Linked DNA regions of Homo sapiens: region 1 is linked to region 2. The links are chromatin loops, found by intact Hi-C in ENCODE. Cell type or tissue: Caco-2. All regions are shown on one strand. Links, peaks and the distances in the headings refer to the core of each region. The heading gives the core; the rest is flanking DNA.

Region 1 (2,922 bases), core at 283-2,782, 50 kb after region 2:
ATGGCATGATCTGGGTTCATTGCAACCTCCATCTCCCTGGTTCAGGCAATGCTCCTGCCTCAGCCTCCTGAGTAGCTGGGATTACAGGGACCTATCACCATACCCAGCTAATTTTTGTATTTTTAGTAGAGACAGGGTTTCACCATCTTGGCCAGGCTGGTCTCAAACTCCTGACCTCAGGTGATCCACCTGCCTCGGCCTCCCAAAGTGCTGGGATTACAGGCGTGAACCACTGTGCCTGGCCTAAAGCATTTTTATAATGGCTATTTTAAAATCCTTGTCAGATAATTCTAACATCTGTGCCATCTTGGTGTTGGTGTATCCTGGTTATCTTTTCTCATTCCAGTTGATATTTTCCTGGTTCTTGGTATGATGAGTGATTTTCTGTTGAAACATAGACATTTGGGGTATTATGTTAGACATTGTGTCTCTTATTTAAATCTTCTGTTGAACAGACCTCCTCTCACATTGCTCTACTCATTACTGCTAGGTAGGTGTTGACCCCAGGATACCCATTCTGCCTTCACTGATGCCTGGGACACCTCCTTGTTTTTGATAAGTAGGGGTGGAAGCTCAGCCCCCCTACTAGGCCTCCACTGATTATCCTAGATGGGGGGCACAGGGGTGCCTTGTTACTGCTCCCCACATGGCCCCTACTGAGGCCATGGGAGGTCACTTCCTTACCCTGGGCAGGGATGAAAGTCTTGACTCTCCACTAGGCTTCCTCTGACACAACCCCAGTGGTGTCTGTCTCATCACTGCAAGCTTTTGGCAACAGTAGCATTCTGAACCCTCCAGTCAGCCTTTGCCGGTGGGAGTGAGAGTGGAGCCACAGCTTTATCTGTGATGTTTGGCTGGAGTAGAGTGGTTGTTTATCTAAAAGATTTCCTTCTTGCCAGGCTACCCCTTTTCTCTTCCTTTGGCTAGAAAGAGCAGATTTTTCTTGAGTTTTGTTTTGTTTCTGATTTTTGTTCCTATTGGTGTTTCTGTGTTACCAGCTTCTCTGGCATCCAGAATGGGGAATATGAGTCAGAAAGAAAACCCAGGAAACTCACTATTGTTGTTCTTCAGGTTCTGAGGTCCCTCGTCAGGCTAATTTCTTCCCTCCACCTTTCAGAGTCTTTGTGTGTTTTATATGTGAGGTCCAGGGTTTTAGTTGCACTTGGTGAGATGAATAGGGAAAAGTGCATCTGCTCCTTTTTTTTCTGGAAGTCAACATCTTGCATTTGTTTTTGAAACTATATTAACTCCTTCTGGAACATGCAAGGATATACATAAATAAATGGTGGCAGATGTCTTTCAAGTTCCAGCTCAAATCTCATCTTCTCCATGGAGGCTTCCCTTAGGGTCTTCTTCTGGTTGATTACTGAACTCTATTTCTACTTCCATCGTCATAGTGATCTTATTATGTTTGTGCCCATCTCTGTATGCCTTCACAGAACACAGACTACACTCAGATTTGCTGGTGTATTTGTTATATGAGTGCATCCAAAGGAAGGATGCAGTAGTAAACTTTCGTAACAAGTGACAAGCTAGAATTCAATCACAAGCTGTGCTGTCTTAGGGATTCTCATTTGTATACAAACTTTTCCATGTATCTCTGCTAAATTTTATTGCTATGACTTTTAGACATCTTCAATCATATAATTCAAACTTATCCTTAGATCTGGCCAAACAGGTTATACATTAAGTCTTCAGTAAATATTAGTGTAATGTATGCTGGCTGGGGGAAAATCTCTTTCCCGATGTCCAAACAAATCCCCAAAGCTCACAGGATGGAAAGCTCCGGAGGCTATGCTCTTTAATCTTTGTACCACTAGCTTCCAGCACTCTATAGGATGCATGAAAGGTAAAAGAATTCTCACCTGTTAGTTTTAATTTTCTCTGTGAAGTAAGAGGCAAGGTCATTTACTGAGAGAGAAGGCAAATGGAACAGACATCTTGAAAGACAGGTGATGCAATGGCTCACGGCTGTAATTCCAATACTTTGGGAGGCTTTGGTGGGAGGATCACTTGAGGCCAGGAGTTTGAGACCAGCCTGGGCAATATAGCGAGACATCATCTCTACAAAAACTTTAAAAATTAGCCAGGTATGGTGGCTCATGCCTACAGTCCCAGCTACTTGGGAAGATGAGGTGGAAGGATCCCTTGAGCCCAGGAGTTCCAGCTTACAGTGAGCCATGATCAGGCCACTGCACTCTAGCCTGGGTGACAGAGCAAAATTCTCTCCCAAAATAATAAAAAAATAAAGAAAAAATAGGCTGGACATGGTGGCTCACATCTGTAATGCTAGCACTTTGGAAGGTCGAGGTAGGTGGATCACCTGAGGTTAGGAGTTTGAGACCAGCCTGGCCAACATGGTGAAACCCTGTCTCTACTAAAAATACAAAAATTAGCTGGGTGTGGTGGTGTGTGCCTGTAATCCCAGCTACCTGGGAGGCTGAGGAAGGAGAATCCCTGGAACACAAGAGGCAGAGGCTGCAGTGAGCCGAGATCGCGCCACTACACTGCAGCCTGGGCAACAAAGCGAGACTTCATCTCAAAAAAAAAAAAAGAAAGAAAGAAAAAATAGAGAAAGGTGATGGCTTAGATTTTACCCAATGTAAAAAAAAAAAAGATTAATTTGTGTAGAATTGGAGGAATGAGGGAGAAAGGGTTGTCTGGGACCATTTAAGCTTTGAAGGAGTTTATTCCTGAAAAAAGAAAAGTGAACAATACTCAAGAACAAAGAAGAAATATAAAAATAATTTATTCTCATTACTAAGCCGTATAATCTTACAATAGAAAATTTAGAATACTGGCCAGGTGCAGTGGCTCGTGCTTGTAATCCTAGCACTTTGGGAGGCTGAGGTAGGAGGATTGCTTGAACCCAAGAGTTCAGAAGGGCCAGTCTAGGCAACTTAGTGAGAACCTATCTCTACA
Region 2 (2,922 bases), core at 108-2,607:
AAGAAGAAAGAGGGCTCTGTAAAGAGGAAAGTCAGTCAGGAAGTGGAAGGACCACAGACTTCTGGGCTGGCCCTTCCTGGAGTGACCTTGAGCCCCTAATCCGGCCTGGGGATGACCCCTTTGAATATATTGGAACAGACCCCGAACCCCAAGGCTGGAGCACTATTTCCATTCAGGGAATAGTGATGCATGTGGGCCAATCAGTGGCTCACCTAGCTCCACCCTATTCCATGTCTGCCCCACCAGGACCTCGTCTTCTCTGGATCCAGTGCTGCAATGATCTGGGATGCATTTCTGTGTGTTTGAAGTCTTTAGGTAGCAACTAAGAGAACTACTATTTCTGACATTAAAGAAATTATGTTTGGTGATCATAAACCAGTTTCGTCATTTAATCCTTTTGTGTATCCAGACTATGACCTTCTCTTTCTTTCTTTATTTATTCATTTGCCAATTCATTTATTTAGCAAATATTTATCAGGATCTTTATGTGCACATAGCAGCAGTTAGGAAGGTGAGAAATTAACAAGCACAAAGTATATTCTGTAGAGAGGTGACCACAGTATTACATGGTGTGACAAAGTGACAATTTAGGGACAAGTTTTGAAAATGACATCCTCCGAAGTTGAATTGGAATAAAACATAAAGTGCATAAGATTAGCCATCCATAGAAGTTACTCAACCTGACACAAATTAGTCTCCCCCATAATAACAACTGTAAGTATAACTACATTTTGTAATTGGGGAAACATAATATGAGGTTATGTTGTACTACTATAATAACAAAAGCATTCATGTCTGGGGAGAAAGGGTGAAAAAGAAAAGTATTGGCCGGGCGCGGCGGCTCATGCCTATAATCCCAGCACTTTGGTAGGCTGAGGTGGGTGGATCACCTGACCTCAGGAGTTCAAGACCAGCATGGGCAACATGGTGAAACCCCATCTCTCCTAAAAATACAAAAATTAGCTGGGCATGGTGGCTGGCACCTGTAATTCCAGCTATTCAGGAAGCTGAGGCATGAGAATTGCTTGAACCCGGGAGGTGGAGTTTGCAGTGAGCCGAGATTGCGCTACTGTATTCCAGCCTGGGTGACAAGAGCGAACTCACAACAACAAAGAAAAGTATCTGTTAGTGTGCCTCCAGCACTGTCCAAGGGAGAGAAAATAATAGACCAGTGTTTGTTATCTAGATGGACATAGCCCCAGAGAGAAAGCTAATATTTGCATAGTGCTTTACTTTACAAAGCGTTTTCATGTATATATCTCTTTCAACATTCACAATTGCCCCATAAACATGCTATCATTATCATTCCTGTTTTATTGAGGAGGAAATGGAGTCTGGAGGCAAGGTGACTTTCCAAGGTCACCTTGTCAATGGAGTAGAGCTAGGAGTGATCTGAGTTGAAGGTGAGTGGGGTACTTTCCAATTCCCTGTAGCTGTCTTACATACGCCAGTGAAAACTCACTACAAGGCCAGTCGCATTGGCTCACACCTGTAATCCCAGCACTTAGGGAGGCCAAGGTAGGAGGATCACTTGAGCCTAGGAGTTGGAGACCAGCCTGGGTAATATAGTGAGACCCGTCTCTACAAAAAATACAAAAATTAGCCAGGTGTGGTGGTATTCCAGCTTCTCCAAGTCCCAAGGATTGCTGGAGCCTGGGAGGTCGAGGTTGCAGTGAGCAGCGATGGAGCCACTGCACTCCAGCCTCGGTGACAGAATATGAAAGAAAAAAATCGGGGCTGGCCTCAGGCTTTTGCAACCTGTGTAGCTGTGACCTGCTCGAGGGAGGGCCTTACTCTTGGTTTAATGCTTTATTGTCACTATCCCGAAGTTCTTTAATAATTTTTTAACAAGGAACTGGGTATTTTCATTTTGTACCAGATCCTACAAATTGCGTAGCCAGTCCTGACTGTACAAGTGATGGCTACCAGCTGGGCATGAGAGTCTTGGGAGTTTGTCCCAAAGTTTTGGGAGCTTGAAAGGTATATGGGATCTGGAAACAAGGACAGGAGAGGAAGTAGGCATAGGGAGAAACATGGGGAAAGGCAGGCTGGTAGGGCATACTGGGCACACTCTCTGGAGTAATACCATCTTGCAAGCTTGCTGCCTTTGGTTCATTCCAGAATATCCCTAATGAAAGAGTTATTGAAAGTAATGGCAAAGAACTGCAATTACTTTTGCACCAAACTAATACCACAACAGGTCTGTATGCTTAGTCCTTACATGTCTCCAAGGACACCATGATTGACTCTTTGCCAGCAACTGGGAATATGGCTCCTGAAATGTTCTTTATGGTAGTGACTGATAGTTTTTGTTTCTTTTTGGGACAGTCTCACTCTATCACCCAGGCTGGAGTGCAGTGGTGTGATCATAGCTCACTGCAGCCTTGATCTCCTGGGCTCAAGTAATTCCCCCACCTCAGCCTCCTGAGTAGCTAGGACTACAGGCATGCAACATCATGCCCAGCTAATTTTTAATTTTGTTTTCACAGAGACAGGGTCTCATTATGGCTCCCAGGCTGGTCTCAAACTCCTGGACTCAAGTGATCCTCCTGCCTCAGTCTCACGAAGTTTTAGTATTACAGGTGAGAGCCAATGCACCTGGCTATGATTGATGGTTTTGCTACATATACTTGGAGCAATGGGCCACACTGTACTGGTTTGTTGGGTTCTTGGCACAAATATCAAGACACTTGGGTTTTTTTACTGGGATCTTGAGTGTTAGTTGCCATGACTGGTTGTATAGCAGGAGGTACCTTTGTGACCCACCTGCTACAAAGCCCTCAGATTCTGAGACTCATATATACCAGATAGCTCTACCAGAGAGAAAGTGCTCCTGTGTGGCTGTGAATGAGGAAGGAAATCAGAGGCCTATGCTGGGCCTCCCAGGACCCTCCCTGGACTCCTCTGTTTGCACATTCCCTG

Evidence for each region. Peaks named below come from ENCODE experiments on the same cell type or tissue, not always from the same donor. Only the 100,000 strongest peaks of a DNase experiment are listed, where the experiment ranks them.
Region 1: a loop joins it to region 2, with 6 times the contacts of the local background. A loop is called at or near these places in 2 of 110 quality-filtered maps.

Annotation. Positions count from the first base shown.
Region 1 is chr10:32,154,407-32,157,328 of GRCh38, forward strand. No RefSeq gene overlaps it. Among named protein-coding and RNA genes, the nearest start is that of KIF5B, 99 kb to the left of the region's middle. In Caco-2, for the core only: no CTCF peak of the experiment used is centred there; a DNase peak (open chromatin) is centred at 1,775.
Region 2 is chr10:32,104,810-32,107,731 of GRCh38, forward strand. No RefSeq gene overlaps it. Among named protein-coding and RNA genes, the nearest start is that of KIF5B, 50 kb to the left of the region's middle. In Caco-2, for the core only: no CTCF peak of the experiment used is centred there; DNase peaks (open chromatin) are centred at 228 and 1,092.